Linked DNA regions of Homo sapiens: region 1 is linked to region 2. The links are chromatin loops, found by intact Hi-C in ENCODE. Cell type or tissue: CD4-positive, alpha-beta T cell. All regions are shown on one strand. Each heading gives the region's core, and the rest is flanking DNA. Links, peaks and the distances in the headings are about the cores only.

The links. A loop is a pair of places that touch in the nucleus more often than their neighbours do. Peaks named below come from ENCODE experiments on the same cell type or tissue, not always from the same donor. Only the 100,000 strongest peaks of a DNase experiment are listed, where the experiment ranks them.
Region 1: it touches region 2 in a loop (16-fold over the local background); 3 of 110 quality-filtered maps call a loop at or near these places.

What each region holds. Positions count from the first base shown.
Region 1 is chr13:108,893,973-108,896,472 of GRCh38, reverse strand. All of the region lies in intron 14 of MYO16 (myosin XVI), which reads right to left. Among named protein-coding and RNA genes, the nearest start is that of MYO16-AS2, 210 kb to the left of the region's middle. In CD4-positive, alpha-beta T cell, for the core only: CTCF peaks have their summits at 850 and 1,051 (motif pointing right); a DNase peak (open chromatin) is centred at 1,062.
Region 2 is chr13:107,195,493-107,212,184 of GRCh38, reverse strand. NALF1 (NALCN channel auxiliary factor 1) reads left to right here. Exons shown (of 3, transcript NM_001080396.3): 2 at 1,430-1,601. Among named protein-coding and RNA genes, the nearest start is that of SNORD31B, 120 kb to the left of the region's middle. In CD4-positive, alpha-beta T cell, for the core only: CTCF peaks have their summits at 6,483 and 6,682 (motif pointing left); a DNase peak (open chromatin) is centred at 6,684.

The sequences.
Region 1 (2,500 bases), core at 1-2,500, 1.7 Mb before region 2:
ACTTTATGGTTTAGGTCTGTATATAATAATCTAATTTTAAAGATGATAAAAGTAAATTGATAGCAGTGATGATAGCAATGTTTTCTGGGAAAAAAATGAAATAGTACTTAGTAACTCTTCGTTTTTGTATCTTTTCCTATAATCTAATATGAAATATGTAGTTATATACATACGGTGAAAATAAGAGGGTAATGATAGCACATTTTAAATATTAATAATATTACATTAAACAATTATTTTTAAAGTCATAAAAATAGGATAATCTTTAAAAATATTTTGCTTCTAGTTATTCTGGTGTTGTGTCTGATAAGTAATGTTTTGATTATTCTTGGAAAAAGGACATTACAGGTAATTAATAACTTGTTCCCCTAACAGTCAATATAGGGAAATGGTTAAATGCATGTGCCTGGGAGTGAGAAGGAGCTACCCCCACACCCCAACACTGCTAATGAGAAATTATGTAACGCTGAGGAGGTCCTCTGAATTCCTCAAACCTCATTTTCCTTAATTCTCACGCTGGAATAACTCCTTCAGTGTTTGTCAGTGTCCGCTGTGTAAAGCACTCAGCTTTACGTCTGGCACAGAGAAAACATTCAGCAAATAACAACAGTGAATTTTACTTTTGTGAATAGCAATAGACAATGTTCCCGTCCTGCTCACTATGTACCAGGCAGTGTTCTAACGGGTGATGTGTCTGTGCATGTGTGTTCTCTGTTAACTCTCGGAACCAGTGTATATTTTACACTGCTTTACAGAAAAAAGGACATAGACCAATTAGTTTTCCCAAGGCTCAAAGGTTGTCAACAATGAAGCTGGGAGTTGAACCCAGGTGAGTTGGCTTTCAGAATCACACACTTAACCACTGCACTATGCAGTAATTACTGCTGAAATACCAATAAAGACATAGAAGGCATGAAACGAATATAAAACTACAACTACTTAACAAAATGTAAATACCCCATGGCATTCTTTCACTGTACGTTGTCATCCATGAGTCAAGATTAAAATGCTAAATAAACTATGCAATAACCAGTTTTTTATCTTTAATTAGCCACTTGGCCGATAGGTGGCACTAAATAAATGTATTAAGAGAAATACTGAGCTAAACAAAACTGGCATTATTCCGCTGCTCACCTTGATTTCAAAAACAACAATGACAACGTTGCACAGTAACAAAATTTAAATAAAAATATAAATGAAGAAAATTAAATATATATATTTTCCTCAATATTTACTTATTCAAATTTTATTGACTTTTTTTTTGTATTTATAATGTATGGTATTTTTTCTATAAATTTATGTCCCTATATAAGTCATGGACTATTATGGTAGGAGTTAATCTACTGTATTTTCTGAAAGTAAAGACTTGTGGCATCCTCTATAAAAAATATTAACTCAATCGATATCAACCCATCAGTCTGCTCTCTGAAAGCTATTGCATAGTGAATGCTTATTTAAGTGATTTCAATGGAATTGAATATTCTTAAAGTTGAAATTCATTTGGACCAGAGTTGGTGAAGGTTCCAGGTAGTTTCTTCCTGAAACATGACTTTTCTGTTCCAATAAATTTAATGTCATGGAAAATGCCCTGCTTCCAATGTTTGAAATTCAAATGCAGGGGTTAGAAACAAAACAGCCCTTCCTAACTGCTCTTAGCTGCTCTGAAACTTTGTGGGGGAACAAAGCCATGTCTGTGGTGATCGGGTTCCATCCGTCCATCTACCCAGTGGGTAAAGTGCACTTGAAGCCCAGGACAAAGGCAGGTGAGCTCATGCAGGCTTTTAAGATGGGCCAAATGAGGTGTAAGACTGACAGAAAGATTTCAGTCACTTCTCGTAAGAATAAGTGTTTGACCTGCATATAATCACCAAAAGTCATTTCTGGACCTCAATGCTGCACTCTCTCACTTACTAGATGTTACCAACTGAATCTTCCTCCTTCTCTCTCTTCTCCCAAAACCTCCTTCAGGGAGAGTACTGTGTGTTGTGACAGTGTGAACTTCTAGTTTCCACCCAAACCCTTTCATTTTGGGTTCTCTGGCTTCCCATACTCCACTGAGATGGCAATCTTTAATTTTAACAATGATGCCATTATTATCAACCACAGGAAGAGTTTCTCTACTCCTCAGTGTCTGCACAATACTACAATGAAGACCACCCCAATACATCCTCACTGATATGGTTTGGCTCTGTTTCCCCACCCAAATCTCGAGTCGAATTGTAATCCCCACATGTCAAAGGAGAGACCCGGTGGGGGGTGATTGAGTCATGGGGGCAGTTTTCCCCATGCTGCTCTCATGATCGTGAAGGCATTCGCATGAGATCTATGGTTTAAAACTGGCAGTTTCCCCTGCGCATGCTCTCTCTCCTGCCATCATGTAAGATGTGCCTTGCTTCTTTCTTCTTCACCTCCTGCCATGACTGTAAATTTCCTGAGGCTTCCCCAGCCATGCAGAACTGTGAGTCAATTAAACCTCCTTTTTTTAAAAAATAAATTTCCT
Region 2 (16,692 bases), core at 5,528-8,027:
GATCAACCTAATGTTATGAATAAAAAAATACAATCCTCCTTCTACCAAATAGATATTGACCCGGGGCATGGAAGGCCATGCTGATTTTAGGTTCATCTGCAAACTCCCTTGTGATTTCATAAGTGCTTTAAAAGTAGTTTTCAGATTAAATATAGGATAACTATTAGGAACACAGTCTTTGGAGCCCTACAGAACATGGGTTTGAAGTCTGGATTTTCCATTTCCATTACCTAATAGTACTATTACTTAATATTATTCCTGTTCAAAATGTGAGTAATAGTTATGGTCAAAAGTGCATGCTGAGAATCACATGGAAAAAAAAGTTTACAGCTTACTTAGAAAAGAGTATAAAGTTGATAAATACCAGCTATTATTCTTGTTATTATTAGGTATTTATAATCTCTTAGGCTACCTTTAACTGCTGCGCCTCCATTTTTCTAGGTAAAATATAACCGGCAAAATGTTACTTGGATAATATTAACCCTAGAAATAGATAAGTAAAAGCCATTAGTGCCAAGGACCTGGAGAATAACTGAATTTCAGTAACCTGTACTGCAAATTGGTACATCTGCCATTGTTGTATTTGAATTTAAGATCAGCTTATTCCTTCGTGTCAGAAAAAGGCAATTTTTTCAATGTTTGTTTTCCCAAATAGCCACCAAAACAAAGAGATGAATGAAGTCCCAGTCCTTTCACATTTGATGAAATTACATAAATACGTAGCAAACATTGATGTGGCTTGCACATCATCCAGAAGGTTGAAGCTGTGGCTCTGATGAGGCTTCCCTCCTACTCCCAACCACACCACAGCATATGATGTCTGCTCTATGTCGGGTGTTTCTGGGCTTTCAGACAGTGAGATTTTTAATGCATTTGGTGTGAGTCATGAATGTAAATGTCCATATCTGCCTGTTCTCTGCCTCTCAAAGTCCAAGATCTAAACAGCAGTTTCCCAACCCCTGCTGGGCCATCTTTATAAAGTGCTTCGCGCCATCTAGCGTCCTATGGAGGCATAGACGTGGGACTCCGTGTGGAGGGAACTGGCTCATCAGCCACGTTGCAAGTAACTACAGCACAGAAGAGCAATAGAGTCAATTATTTATTTTACTTTAGATATCGCTGAATTTTGAAAAATTAACTTCCTGCTTAAATCCACTGATTTTCAAATAAGCCACATAAAATTAAAGGTCAAAATACCTTTTACATTCTATTAGGGATGCAATCAAATACTGTTTTGCTTTTATTGCGGAGACTTTCGTTGCTGTGTTTTTATCACTTGCAGCTGTCGTTGTGTAAATACGCTTTCTCACAATGAGGGCTCTCTTAGGATCCACTTGAAACCACAGCACGCTTGCACGCTTCTCACAGTGCCTCTATCACTGTAACTGTTGTCACGCCTCTATATTTTTCATTCTTCTCTTTTTTTCAGATTGTCTACAAAGCCTGGCTCTGTTCCCAGTATTTTGAAGTCACACAGTTTAACTGCAGAAAGACAATTCCTTGCAAGCAATACTGTTTGGAGGTTCAGACGAGGTGTCCATTTATATTGCCCGACAATGATGAAGTCATCTACGGAGGCCTCTCCAGTTTCATCTGTACAGGTACAGTGCCGGGTGGGAGTCTGTACACCAGTCTCCGGTGGTTTTGCTTTCTTGTGTGATGTTTGTTTGCTTTGCTGTTTCCTTTCACTGATATAACCTTGAAGATGCGGCTGGTAGTTTTCCGCACTTTCACTAATAGAAGCACCGAAAGCTCCCCTCAACAGGTCTGGAAATGATTCAGCTTCTGTACCACATGGTCTATCTGTAACTGAGACCACAGTTATTCACTGTGTGAAAGAAGAAATCTGATGGCAAAATATTAGCAATCATTAGATATACTTACATGTGACCTAGTATAGGTTAGATTCAGCCTGCATTGCCTTTGAATTCCATAAGAACAGGAGATGTGCTAAGGCCAGTGAAATAATGCTTTTCAAATTAGTCAGAAGTTTATGTTCTCTTGCCTATTTTCTTTTATTTTATTTTCTGAGAATTTTTATGTTACTTTATCTGTAAAAAGTATTAAGAGCATTAAAAATATCTGCCTAAATTGTACGTGTGTGTGTGTGTGTGTCTATTAGAGCCACACAACAAGTCTATCCATTAAACGATGTTTACTTCTTTCAGCAAATGAGTCAGACTGGGCAAAACACCAATATCAGCACTCCTTTTCTGGATATTTATAAGCATTACATAATTTAGACAGAATAAGATATAAAGAGCAAGAGCCTTTTTTTAAAAAATAAAAAGATAATTAAATGGTGAGAACAAGATACTTTGCCAGGGTGGTGTGATAATCCGAGTGGTGGCTCTGCATTCTCTTCTATAACAATAATGCTATAAGGCGTCCCTGGAATTACGTGGCTCAAGCTGTAGCACGTTTTGTTTTCAAGTGTAAGGATAAAACACCATCATATGTGTAGAGACACATGAAAATGCTCTTCTGACATTAGACTTGCCAAACTCCTCTAAAACAGAGTAGCATATTAAGATGCTCAACATGAGAATTTATCAAATTATTTCAGCATCGCTTATTTACATACGTATTCATTAGCCACAGTGTTCTAAGTGATAAGCTATCAAGAGATAGTCTGCCAAAGCTCGCCCTAAGAACTGGATGAGTATTTCTTTCTTTTTTTTTTTTTGAGATGGAGTCTCGCTCTGTGTCACCCAGGCTGGTGTGATCTCGGCTCACTTTAAGCTCCGCCTCCGGGGTTCAAGTGATTCTCATGCCTCAGCCTCCCGAGTAGCTGAGATTACAGGCGTGCACCACCACACCTGGCTAATTTTTGTATTTTTAGTAGAGACGGTGTTTCACCGTGTTGGCCAGGCTGGTCTCCAACTCCTGACCTCAAGTGATCCACCCTCCTTGGCCTCCCAAAAGTGTTGGAATTACAGGCGTGAGCCACTGTGCCCAGCCTGGATTAGTATTTCTTATGCTGCCCAAGCTTGTGGAAAGAACACGTGACTGAAGGTCAGGAGCATTGGCCTTCATCCTGTTTCTATTGTACATTCTCTCAGAGGCACCACCCCTTCACTAGTAAATTAGAAAGTGCAATGGCCAAACCCTCCCCCATGTGGATATGCTGCAAGGATTACAGATAAGAGAGAAGGGCAAGTTATGTCATTGACCAGCCATAGCCGTTGCACACGAGAAAGTGAAATGCAGAATGATTTCACAGGCCTGTGTGTTATTCTACTGACTTGATGCTCAAGTCATTTTTTATGTAGCTCCTCTCTGCTGGAGGGGGAGGAGGGGGAGGAAGGAGGGAAGAGGGAAAGAAGGAATAAGGGAAGGAGGGAAGGAGGATATCAATATCTTCTTGCTTTGAGTTTGAGACAAAATTCACCAGACACAGGCTATTAATTCATATTGAATTTTGCATACAACATTCCACAAATAACCATGAAGATAAGGCCTTCATTTTTTTTTTCTTGTGGGACAATGAGGTGTCTGTGACATGAGGACTTCAGAGAAGCTATTCGATTTTTATGTACAGGTTGTGTTTATGCATTTACACTCACATTGGCTTTTGTCCTAGAGAAGAACAATAGTTTTTGAACCAAGTTCTCAAAGTAGACAAAAAACCCAAATGAAGGGCGAGGTGTTTGCGTTTATCTTCTTTTTCCTACATGTATCTGTATTTGTGAATCTGAAATATATGTTTGAATGTTCACCCACTTCCTCCATACACATTCAGAATGCCAGGGTAGAATTAAATCTCTCACTTCACAACATGGGCAGAGAATCCAGTCTGCAGTTTTAATTGTTTTCGAGTTTGGTAAAAACAGCTTCTTCATAGACATAGCTACGTCATTAAGGAAAAGTGGCAGGAAAAGAGAGATTTATCAGATCCAGAGAAAAGTGCCATCTCCGTGAGAGGCCCCCTAGGATAATCTCATCACTGAACATTTGGAAACCTAAGAACAGTAGTTCTTATGTCACTTTCAGTTGGGTTAATGTTCATTTTATGTTTAAATTGCTCGAAAATATATGGAATAAATTCTGAGGTTATTTCACCCTGAAGTTCTGTAAAACAATCTGACAGAAAAAGATAATAATTTTCATATTGATCTTCTTTTCTAAGGTGTGACCTGTGCCTCTTTGAAGAATTCTCATTCATGTTGATAACTAGCAGCCATCATTTCCCATCATCGGTTACAGGTGTCCCTTAAGAGTGCACTGCTGAGGCCAGATGCAGTGGCTCATGCCTGTAATCCACACAATTTTGGTAGGCTGAGATAGGAGAATTGCTTGAAGCCAGGGGTTTGAGGACAGTCTGGACAACGTAGCAAGACCCTGCCTCTACAAAAAATTAAAAATAAAAGAACTAGCCAGACACAGTTATGTGCACCTGTAGTCGCAGCTATTTGGAAGGCAGAGACAGGATTGCTTGAGCTCAGGTGCTGGAGATTGCAGTGAGCTGTGATCCTGCCACTGCACTCCAGCCTGGGCAGCATAGCGAGACCCTGTCTCAAATGAAAAAGAAAATGAAAGAGTGCACTGCTGGACCTGAGCAAGGAGATTTCTACTCCTGTCCATCACAGCTGCCTGCCCGTTGCTTATAAGAGTCCCAGACATGGGCCCCAGAATGGGTTTCATCTTGGATGATGTTAGAATAGAGGACAGCTCCCAGAGGACCACTGGCTAAACTGTGGAGTGGCTTGTCATGCGTCTAAGGAAACTAGTAAGACATATGTGCATATAATTTGTTCCCAGATTTTAAGTTGCACATTTTTGGATGTCCGTCTCCTACAAATGTACACGGATTTTTAAATAGTTTACATTATAAATAAGTTTGCAAGTAAATGTGAGCCATTTACATTCTGTTTTTTTTCTCTGAAAACAGAATAATAAAAAGACCAGTGTAGTTATAGCATCATTTAATCTCATACAAAATATTTTAATAAATATATCAAAGTTTAAGGGAAAAAAGAAATGGGAAGGGAGATGGTATGCCCAGAATAAAATAAAAAAATGAGAGTAGGTTATGAAACCAAGTAAAATGCAGTAACTTCATCAAAAAGAATTCACCAAGTAAGGTGACCTTCCTCTTGCCTCCAGCAATTTTTCTTTTTGAAAAAAATCATCAAGCATTTGATTTCCACTCTAGATGTTAAAATGCAATCATTTCTCACTAAGAATTAAAGGAATAGGTGGAGTTTCCTTCAAATTCAACAGATTTAATTATAATGGTTTTCCTACTATTTGAACTGCATCCAATTCACAGCTTCCAGAAGGACGGAGAATTCCCTCTAGGATATCGAGGATTCTTCACTTACTTTTCTTATTGACCTCAAAAAAAAGTATTCTGTAAGCACGTAACTGCACATGGCCTGATGACAGATACTGTCCATGTGAGCATCAGTTTTCTTCAAGGTGCTTCTCCTTAGTGACAAACCAGTGGCATGGTGATTCCTTTTCTTAGCGTTCTCTGTACCCAGAATCTTAGAGATCTCAAGTTCTTCCTGTCATTGTCCTATTGGCTATATACTGATACCTAGGATTCCTATTATTCACAAAAAAGGGAATATCACCCCTTGGAATCAATGAACAATTTCTGTAAATGATCAGGAGTTATTTACCATTTTGGTCACACTTACTAAATTCAGTATCTCGTGCATCATTTCTTTATGGTGCTCACATCACCATGTACCAAATTTGAAAGTTTTAAATGTATATATTTTTGATCATCTGCTACCTATGATCCTTTAGTAAGCCAGGAACTTACTTTAAAAAATGAAATATCTGAGAATGCATGTCCATTACTATAGAATGCTTTTGATTGAGGATGTTACAGAAGGTCATGACCAAATGTTCTAACCACGGATCTTGATGACAAGCGCATCCCCGTGCATATGTTTAATTCCAATTCTGTCTTAGGAGATAAAAGGAAAGACACTTTGCCTGAGATTTCTCTTGAATTTTTTTCTATTAAAGAATAAAACTGACACGTGACTAAAGAAATGTTTTAAAAATTAATTGGAAAGAAATTCTGAGGTGCTGTCAGGGTGAAACATGTCATTTAATGTTAGGCATTATTGAGCTAAAATTTGTCAAGGTGGGTTCTGTTGGGTTTGCAAGCTCAGTTCGCATAATGCAGTGCTATTTTAGAAACTCAGTTGCTTCATCTTTAAAGTGAGGGGGTGGAAGTCGTTTTTGGATTCTACGATGTCAACCCGTCATCGTGGTAATTACGTGGGCTTCCCTCTCCACACTCCCTCGCCTCATTCCAGAGTCCCCTGGAGAAATCCTTGATTGCTTACCTTTAACAGTGAACCAAGCTGAAGAAAACAGAGGCAGCAGAGGAGCACAGGCTGTGGGTGCTATGGTAACAAACATTAAGAAAATTATCATTTGATTGATAGATAAAATAGACCAGCCATGATTTACTGCTCTCTTACAGAGGGAAATTATTGAAGGAATAAAAGTAAAAGTTGGTCTGCTGGGGGTTACTGACAATGGAGATAAAACATATTTTAAGAATTCTATGTAAATTCTGCATTCCATTTTTTTTCTTTTTCTTTCTTTTTGAGCTGTGACAGGAATAAGGTTATGTTTCTGTCTCTGGGGAAAATACTGTGGGCTGCTGTTGTTCCTTACTTGACAGGCGGTTGAGGCTGCAATGGGAGATGGGCGCCCCCTGGTGGCGACTCTGCGCGCCTGCAGAGAGTCTGAAAGGACGTTCACTGCCTGCAGGCAACGGAAGGGAATAACCTGAGGGGAGGAAATGCATTGATCTACATATTGATCACATTCGAAGGATTTTTTTTTTAAATGTTTGGCATCTCACGGTTTACTTGTGAGTGACTTCACAACTGCAAAAGAAAAAACATTTGCAAAAATCCAGTCCTCACATGACCAGTGAGTTGAGAAAGATTTTTAAAAGACAAAGATGTTCTCATAGGTGGGAATTGAACAATGAGATCACATGGACACAGGAAGGGGAACATCACACTCTGGGGACTGTTGTGGGGTGGGGGGAAAGGGGGAGGGATAGCATTGGGAGATATACCTAATGCTAGATGACGAGTTAGTGGGTGCAGCTCCACCAGCGTGGCACATGTATACATATGTAACTAACCTGCACAATGTGCACATGTACCCTAAAACTTAAAGTATAATAATAAAAGAAAAAAAAAAGATGTTCTCATTAGAGGAAAATTTCAGTAGAAAAAAAAAATACCTCTATAGATTTTAATTTGAACATTTATGCCGTTTCAATTTATTTATTTTCCCCTGCGTATGCGTATGTTCATTTAATTTTTTAAAATCAGGTTTTTTTTTCTCTGAAAACAGAATAATAAAAAGACCAGTGTAGTTATAGCATCATTTAATCTCATACAAAATATTTTAATAAATATGTCAAAGTTTAAGGCAAAAAAGAAACGGGAAGGGAGATGGTATGCCCAGAATAAAATTTAAAAAATGAGAGTAGATTATAAAACCAAGTAAAATGTAGTAACTTCATATGTTCGTGACATCTTCTTCCATTAAAACATTGTACTTTTTGAGGTTTATTTCAGTTAATATCTTTAGGTTTGAGTTCAGATCATTCCTACTTAAGATTACTTTTTCTGAATTCTATATTCATAAAGATCCCAGCAGGTCAAGTTTGCCTTTGGCAAGAGAATGTATGTAGGGAATAGAGGAGGAATTAGGATGTCTGGATTCTGCCAGTAGCTATGAATTTTGGAAAATCGCCCCCACTGTAAGGTCTCATTGCCTCACCTCCACAAGTGGCTAAGAGTACTGAGCCCAGTGCCAGAACACAGTGCCCAGGCCTGCTGACAGCAGAGGCCCGAGCTAGATGGGACCCCATGTAGTCCAGCCTGGTGGTGCTTGCGGAGCGGCAGGCGCAGCTGCAGAGGAGAATGAGGTTTTACGCTTGTCTGTGTGGGGAGAGGAAGACAACCTGCCTCCAGCTCACCTGGGTGACACTTGTTGGAGAGCAGGGAGAGCTTGTGGGCGCCCCTCTCTGCCTCCAGCTCACCTGGGTGATGCTCGTTGGAGAGCAGGGAGAGCTTGTGGGCGCCCCTCTCTGCCTCCAGCTCACCTGGAGAGCAGGGAGAGCTTGTGGGCGCCCCTCTCTGCCTCCAGCTCACCTGGAGAGCAGGGAGAGCTTGTGGGCGCCCCTCTCTGCCTCCAGCTCACCTGGGTGACACTTGTTGGAGAGCAGGGAGAGCTCTGCCTCCCTCTGCCCCCCTCTGCCTCCAGGCATGCTGACAACTGGGCAGGCCCTGCATGAGCTTGCTCACCTCGACAGCCTTTGGGGAAAATTCTAACGTAGTTCAAGTTATCCTTCTGCTTCTCATTGCTACACCTTGCCTGGTCTAAGAGGAGAAATGAAATGCATCAGACCAGGGAGAGTGGAGAAAACCAAGCCAGGAGCACTTGCAGGGACGGGAGTTCAATCAGCCCTGAGAAGTGTCTGTGCTTCAGTGGTGGGTCCTGAGCCAGCTGCCCCAGGGAACCACTGAGGGCCCAGCCTGAGCCATGTCAGGGCCCATCACGATGTCAGGGGGCACCACGGGGATGGAGCACAGCACCTGATGGCTGTCCTTTTTGATGCCATTGAGGGAAGATGTCACTCGCTGACCTTGCACAGAAGTGACACCGTGTCTGGCAAATATTTTCAGGCCCTCTGAACCCTCTGGAAGGAAAGTCACCCTTTGCTCAAGCCAGACTATGCGCACTGCCCTCAGAGAGGCAGTGCCAGCGCCTGCACTGCTGAGCTGGTGAGTCTCTTCTTAGATGGAAGCTGAATCAAAGCATGTAGTGATCTCCTCTACAGCCAGGAGGCGATAACACACACCCGTGACAAAGGTTTCCCTGCATTCAACGTGACTGAGTGAACTTAGAACTACTGACCACACAGTGGCTGTCAAAGCGGGAAGCCAAAGGAAAGATTTGAATTCTGGAATGTCAGTTTAGGAAGAATATGGCCAAGTGAGATTTCCCAGAACAGGTGAAATCTTATTCAATGAGAGTATTTACCTATCTTGTCTGCAAGTAAGACATCTTTGTGAAGATGTGAAGAATTCGCGAATTCTTTGTAAGAATTTATGCCCACTTGGTAGCTGTTCTGGATACTGGACTAATTTGAACAATGAAATTATCCTGTGCAATTATAGATTCAGTCAATCTTAGACAAACCAAAATTACTGAAGTCATCTAGTTTGATGCCTTGAGGATTAACCACTCCCTCAAAACAAGCAATTGCAGAAACAAGAATAGCTCCACATTTCCTGGCTCTTAGTCCAGCATTTGTAGTGGAACAGGAAACGACCAGCCAGCCCATCCTGAAATTCATGTGTAAGCCATTGTTTCCTTGCTATGTACAGCTGGAAAAAGTCAGTCAGTAGGTTAACGGAAGGTGATCACGCCCACAGCCTGCTGTCTTTGCATTGCAAATCTCATTGTTCAACAAACATGTCCTGATTTCTCAACATCACACGTCACATTAAAAATGAATGTTACAAGCACTTTGGAACATAGACATTTTTCTGGTTAAATAAAGAAAAGAAGACTGTCTAGGTCATTGTTCTCAGGAAAATTTTTTGCTTAGATGGCTAATTTTGTCAGATTGGTTAGTGAGATTCTTAGGATGAATACACACACACACAAATAAATTAGTATAAAGGGTAAGAACAGAGCTAAAGTTTCTAAAATGTCTGTGTGAATATTATTATGAATCCAAATCACCTTATCCTTGTGTTATAGCTATTTTATAATATATAATAGATTGTATATATAATATATAATATCTATACCATATCAACATATATTTATATAATTTATACATCATTCAAATATCCAATTTATATATAGATACAATCAAAATAGCTAAATTTCCAGATAATGTAGGTAATAAGTAAGAAATACCTTAGGTTTAAAAACTGAAGACCAATTTGTAAGCAGAACTTTAAAATTAGTTTTAAAGTTAATTCCAAATTAAAAAAAGAAAGAGTGAATTTAATTTAGGCATAGCAGCACTGATGGAATAAATGTGTAAATTCTCCAAGAAGAAAACTTGAAAATAAAAAGTTCAGTTAGGAATAAAACTTCTAGAATGCTATTTTAAGATGATGGTTCTCCGGTTATTATGTTATCATCTGACACTACTGGTTCAGTCCTAAATATGGTATGTTGTACCTTTATTAACCAATTTATGGGGTCAAAAGAGTGACGAACCCAGGCATAGAGAGTCTGAAAATGCCGACCTCGCCACCGAAACTCACTCCTGCCAGAAAGTAAGGCTCATGGCAACCTTCACTAATAGCTCCTCCTTTACGGAATATGTCATTACCTGAGGGAGTGAGGGAGATGTCTTTTTGGGCTTGTCTTAGGGACATTTGCCATGTTTTAGTCTTTTTTTGTGTGTAAGTGGGCTGAGAAAGCCCCAGGAAGTCCACCTTCAAGTACGCGGGAACAAACATTGCAAGGGAAATGAAAATAATTTCAATCACAAGGGAAATAATTGTCCCAAGATAGGACCTGTTGCTCGCTGCATAGTAAATTCTTCTCATAGAGGTCATTTTTTTTTCTTTCTTTTTTTCCTTTTTTGAGACAGAATTTCGCTCTGTCACCCAGGCTGGAGTGCAGTGGCACGATCTCGACTCACTGGAAGCTCCCCCTCGCGGGTTCACACCATTCTCCTGCCTCAGCCTCCCGAGTAGCTGGGACTACAGGCGCCCGCCACCACGTCCGGCTGGTTTTTTGGTATTTTTAGTAGAGATGGCATTTCGCCGTGTTAGCCAGGCTGGTCTCGATCTCCTGACCTCGTGATCTGCCCACCTGGGCCTCCCCAGAGGGAATTTTAAGATGTAGCATTTCATTGTGAACTGTGAAGAGCTAGAGAAACTTCCTTCTGATCTCTTCCAAGGCCTATGATATGTGCCTATACATTGAGAGATATCTATCAACTTATCAACTTATGGATGGGTAGATAGATAGATAGATAGATAGATAGATGATAGATAGATAGATAGATAGATATCAACGTACATGCACATATCATAGACCTTGGAAGGGATCACATGGAAAGGCCAGTTTTTGAGAACTGGAGACAAAAGCCAAAATAGTTCTCAGTCGCCATCTCTTCATTGCAGTGGCGTGTCTGCCGATGTGGTAAATAGGCAATTTCACTGGATGAGTGTTCATTTTCACTCGGTCCCCCTGGCCCCGCAGCTCCAGGGTCCTTAAGGTTCAACCTCAGAGTTACGTCTGATGCCACCAATGAGTAGGAACAGGTCCTGTGGCCGCACTAAAGTCACCGGGACTACAGCAGTTGATATTACATACTTTCGAAATATTGAAATAAAGTGTGCATGCTTATGTTTGAATTGATAAGTGGTGCTCATGACACAACATCCAAAAGACCCAAAACAGGCAAGATCAAGTCACCTCCTCCAGCCAACTGGCGACTGATGTCATGGGTTACAGACTTGTTATTGTTTATTTACTCAGTTTACTCAGTTCCTGACTAATGGCCATTTGAGTTATTCCTAGCCATCTGTTATTAAATGCAGTTCTGCAAGGCATATTTTTGTTGCTGTATCATTTACCACAGCTTATGAATTTTACTGTAAAATAAATGTCTACCAAGAAGTAGAGACGGATGAAAGAGTCTGTGCATTCATCGTGTGGGAGATGCTTGCCATGTAACCCATTTTTGGCACAGATCATGCCCCTCGCTCGAAGTCCTAATTCCCTTAGGAGAGTCTGCAAGCTCCTTAACCTGGCTTGATTTGACCTGTTTCCCACCGCCCCCCGAGCTCATTCATCATCACTTCCTCTTTGGGACCCAACACCCCAGATATAGCCACCCAGCATGTGAAGCCCCACTGCCTGGGATGCCCGTCTGTCAAAGCTTCCTCTGGCTAATCCTGAAGTAACTGTGGCTCCCAGGAGGAGGTCCTCCCTGACCCCCAAGGGGGAGTTTAGAGCAAGTGTGCCCAGAGCACCCTGTGCTTCTGCTGCTGTGGTGCTCACTGGGCTGCATTTTAATCACAGGACACTTTCCTCTCTCCTTCTCGTTTTGGTGAGTTGGGTTAAGGTAAGAACTTATGTCCTCTGGTGTGTCCACAGGACACCAAAAAAGTGCCAGACACATTGTTTGTGTTCAATAAGCAAACATTGGATGAGTTCATTAGTGAGTAGCAACTCCGTCCTTTGAGCAAGAAGAAGCTCTGTGGTGGGAGGTGTCACTCAGGACAAGCAGCGAAGGTCAGCCATGCTCTGCACAGCCTGCAATGCTCCCGCCCACGGGTGTCTGTGGCAATGCTGTGAAGGGGCAAGGGGGCTGATGGTTGGATGCACTTTAACAAAGTGTCCTCCATTGGGAGTCAGAAAGAAGCATCTCAGTATTTCATGTCAAAGCTGTTTTTTGTCCTTGTATCCCACCCTCCTGTCAATGCAGTATGGAGGCTTCTGCTGAATGGAGTTCACACCGCCGCCACACACCTCCGCTACCTGGAATGCTGGAACTTAAAACAAAGGCTGAAAAGTGATGTGGCATCTAAGCTTATGGAACTTACATTTTGAATAGGTACCCCAAACTCAGTGTCATGTGTTCAATTGTATCCCCTGTTCTCCAAATTCAGATGTTGACATCCTAACCCCCAGCACCCCAGAATGTGACCGTATATGGAAATAACTTGGTTATGGAGCTCTTCAAGTTAAAATGGGTCATTAGGATGAGCCCTAGTCCAATGTAATTAGTGTATGTGTTAGTCCACTAGGGCTGCCGTGACAAAATACCACATGCTACAGGGCTTCAGCAACAAAAATGAATTTTCTCGCCCTTCTGAAGACTAGACATCTGAGATCAAGGTTTTGTTTCTTCTGAGGCCTCTCTCCTTGGCCTGTAGACACTGCCTTCTCGCTGTGTCTTCACATGGTCTTGCCTCCATGCCAGCACATCTTTAGGGTCTCTCTGTGTGTCCAAATTTCCTCTCTGTGTCCAATAATGACATCTGTCCTATTGAACTAGGACCCACCCTAAAAGCCTCATGGCACCCCAATAATGACATCTGTCCTATTGAACTAGGACCCACCCTAAAAGCCTCATGGCACCCCAATAATGACATCTGTCCTATTGAACTAGGACCCACCCTAAAAGCCTCATGGCACCCCTTTGAAGGCCTTACACACACATATTGTGAAATACATTTACATGTTAGCGTACTGGGAGTTAGGGCCTCAACAGGTACGTTTTTGGAGTATGCAATTCTTCCCATAACAGCGTATAAAAAGGGGAAATTTGGATATAGACACATAGAGATAAAACAATGTGAATAGATGTAGGAAGAAGATGATCGTCTACAAGCCAAGAAGAAAGGCCCATACCAGAGCTTTCCTGAAAACCCCCCGGAAGGAGCCAACCCTGCCAACACATTGATTTTGGACATCTAGCCCCAGAAATGAGAGAAGCTGAATTGTGTTGTTTAAGCCCCCTAGTATGTGGGATTTTGTGATGACTCCCCTAGCAGAGGAATACGCTGAGCAATGCCTTTAAGTTTTGGAGTAAAACAGACATATTCAATGTTATTTGTTCAAGCAAAGAACAAATTCCAACTCTTGTATGAAGGCGAATTCTGCATGCTTCAGAAGTTCTGGAGGATTAGAGGACAGGAAGAAATAAAAAGGAATTACAAAGGCATCGAGGGAGCTCAGCCAGCAGGATTTAGAGGATGATAATTACGCAGAGAGTAGTAACGAAGAAAGGGTATTAACATTGCAGATAGTCTTTAATTGTAAAGTAAAATTATTTTTGTAAATTTTATGAATCTCCTTTTGAAGGAATTTAGAAGCACAATCAATTTGCAATGCTGCTGTGTGTGCTATGTCCCATTAATCATGGTTTAATAATTGGAAGACTTTAGACCTAAATCTGAAAACCCATCAGCTCAGGAAACTGCAGTTAGGGAATTTTTCCTCTGAAAAATCAAGCCACTCTCTGTAGTTTCTGCTCAATATTGCTGAAAATTTAAAACTGCACTAAAAATTAAACCTATTTAAAAAGAAAAAGAAAGAGTAAGAAAATCTCAAAACTAGCCAGATAAACTTTCTATCTCTAGGAAAATTTTCTTCCATTTGAAAGTATATTTGTTCTGTCATTCCCAGCCTTATTTTATGGGTTCATATTTAAGGTTCTGAAAGGAAATATAGACTAATACTTTTATATAACTGTTTTATTTAATTTCTGGACAGCTTTCAAATTCTCAGCCTTAATCCTTACCAGGAAAATTGGTTTCTATCTCCCTTCATTTCCGTCATTATTTCCACAAAGGGATGAATAACATTTTAAAGGATATAAAAATTTCCATGAGGAAACTTCAAATTTATTAAAAAATCAAGAGCTCCATCAATTTGCGCACACACACAAAAGCAAGTGTGGACAAATGATTAAAGAAATTCCTCACGTAAAATCACAGAGCTGTAGAGCTGGAAGGGGCCAAGCTGCTGCCCCACTCCAGCAGGTGAGTGCCATGTTGTTTACTGTGGACTGCTAGCCTCAGCCTGAAGGGAGAATGCAGACACGAGAGTGGATGCAGTGAACGGCTAGGAACATCAGCCACACATGAAGAAGCAGGCAGGGACTTTCTTGGTCATATTTGTCTAACACGGTAGCTCAACAATTAAATTTAGCAAATAAATAAATTTGAAGAATAGAGAAATTCAGTAGCTTTCCCAAGTTCACAGGAAAGCCCACAGGAAAAGCCAGCACATCTGACTTCCCACTTAGCTTGGTCCATTGCTTTTCTATGCTCTTTTTAAAAAATAAATAAATTGTATTTTGCGTATTTAGGGTACATTAAGATATACAATATGATGTTATAAGATACATTGTCTTGGTCCATTTTATGTGGCTATGACAGAATACCAAAGACTAGGTAATGTATAAAGAAAAGATATTTATTTCTGACAGTTTTGGAGGCTGGGAGGTCCAAGGTTTAGCGACACCTCTAGTGAGGGTCTTCCAGCTGTGTTGTAGTGTGGTGGAGGACATCATTTGCCCAGAGCACAAGAGCATACCTGCCAGCTCAGGCATCTCTTCCTCTTCTTACAAAGCCACAGGTTCTACCAGCGGGCCCCACTCTGATGACCTTATGTGATCTTAAGTCCCTTCCAAAGGCCCCACCTCCAATCAACATATAAATTTGAGGATTAAGTTTCCAACACATGAGATTCAGGGGACACATTCAAACCATAGCAAACATATATATAGGAGAATGGTTAATAGTGGAACAAATTTATCATGTCTATCCTCTCACTTGGTCACCTCCCCCCAACCCCTGTGGCAAGAGCAGCCATAATTTACTCATTTAACAAAAATCCTGAATACAATACGCTATTATTAGTCCTCATGTTCTACATTAGATCCTTCAACCTGTTCATCCTCCATATTTGCTACTTTGCATCCTTTGACCTACATCTCCCCATCTCCCCCACCATGGAGACCACTGTTTTATCATCTCTCTATATTTGAACTTTTTTGGTTTTTTAGATTCCACATGTAAGTGCCATCATGTAATATTTTTATTTCTGTGTCTGGCTTATTTCACTTAACATAATGTCCCCTAGGTTCATCCACATTGTGGCAAGTGGCAGGATCTCTACCTTTTTTAAGGCTGAAAAATATTCTATGTTATATTCTTATATATCAGTTTATTTTTCCATTTGTCCATTGATGAACACTCTAATTGTTTCTACATCTTGGCTGTTGAGAATGCTTTTTCTTTTCACCTGAACTTTATTTTGGAATTGGAGTAACTTTCTCATTACTAGCTTGATTCTAGAGACTTATAAATGATTTCCCTGATTTTTGTAAACTTTTATTTTAAGTTCAGGGGTACATGCATGGGTTTGTTATATAGGTAAAGTCATGTCATGGGGGTTTCTTGTACAGATTATTTCATCACCCAGGCATTAAGCCTAGTACCCATTAGTTATTTTTCCTGATCCTCTCCCTTCTTCCACCTTCTCCACTCCAAAAGACATCAATGTGTGTTGTTCCCCTCTGTGTCCATGTGTTCTCATCATTTAGCTCCCACTTATAAGCGTGAACATGCAGTATTTGGTTTTCTTTTCCTGTGTTAGTTTACTAAAGATAATGGCCTCCAGCTCCATCCATGTCTCTGCAAAGGACATAATCTTGTTCTTTTTTATGGCTGCATACTATTCCATAGTGTATATGTACCACGTTTTCTTCATCTAGCCTACCATTGATGATTTCCCTGCTGTTATTATAAAATACTTTGCTAGACTTGCTGTTCTAGGGAGACATTGTAAGAATAAATGTGGTGAATATGTGTAAGTTTATATTCTTTCTCTTGTATAATATTTTTCCTACTAAGAAGTATATTCTGCCTTCTTTTCTTCTGAGAATTTTCTCTTGAAATTTACTCAGTCAACAAACATTTACTAAGAACCGATTGTATTAGTTTTCTATTCCTGCCTTAACAAATTGCCACAAACTCAGTTGGTTCATAAACTAAGAAATGCATATTCATCTGCAGAAGTAGGCAAATTAAACAGATGCTAGCCTGCAGGCTTTATACATAACTATTAAGAAAGTATAGAGGAGGCAGAGAGCAACCTTGAAAGTAAGTGTGGAGAGTGTGATTATCACAAACTTACAGACGT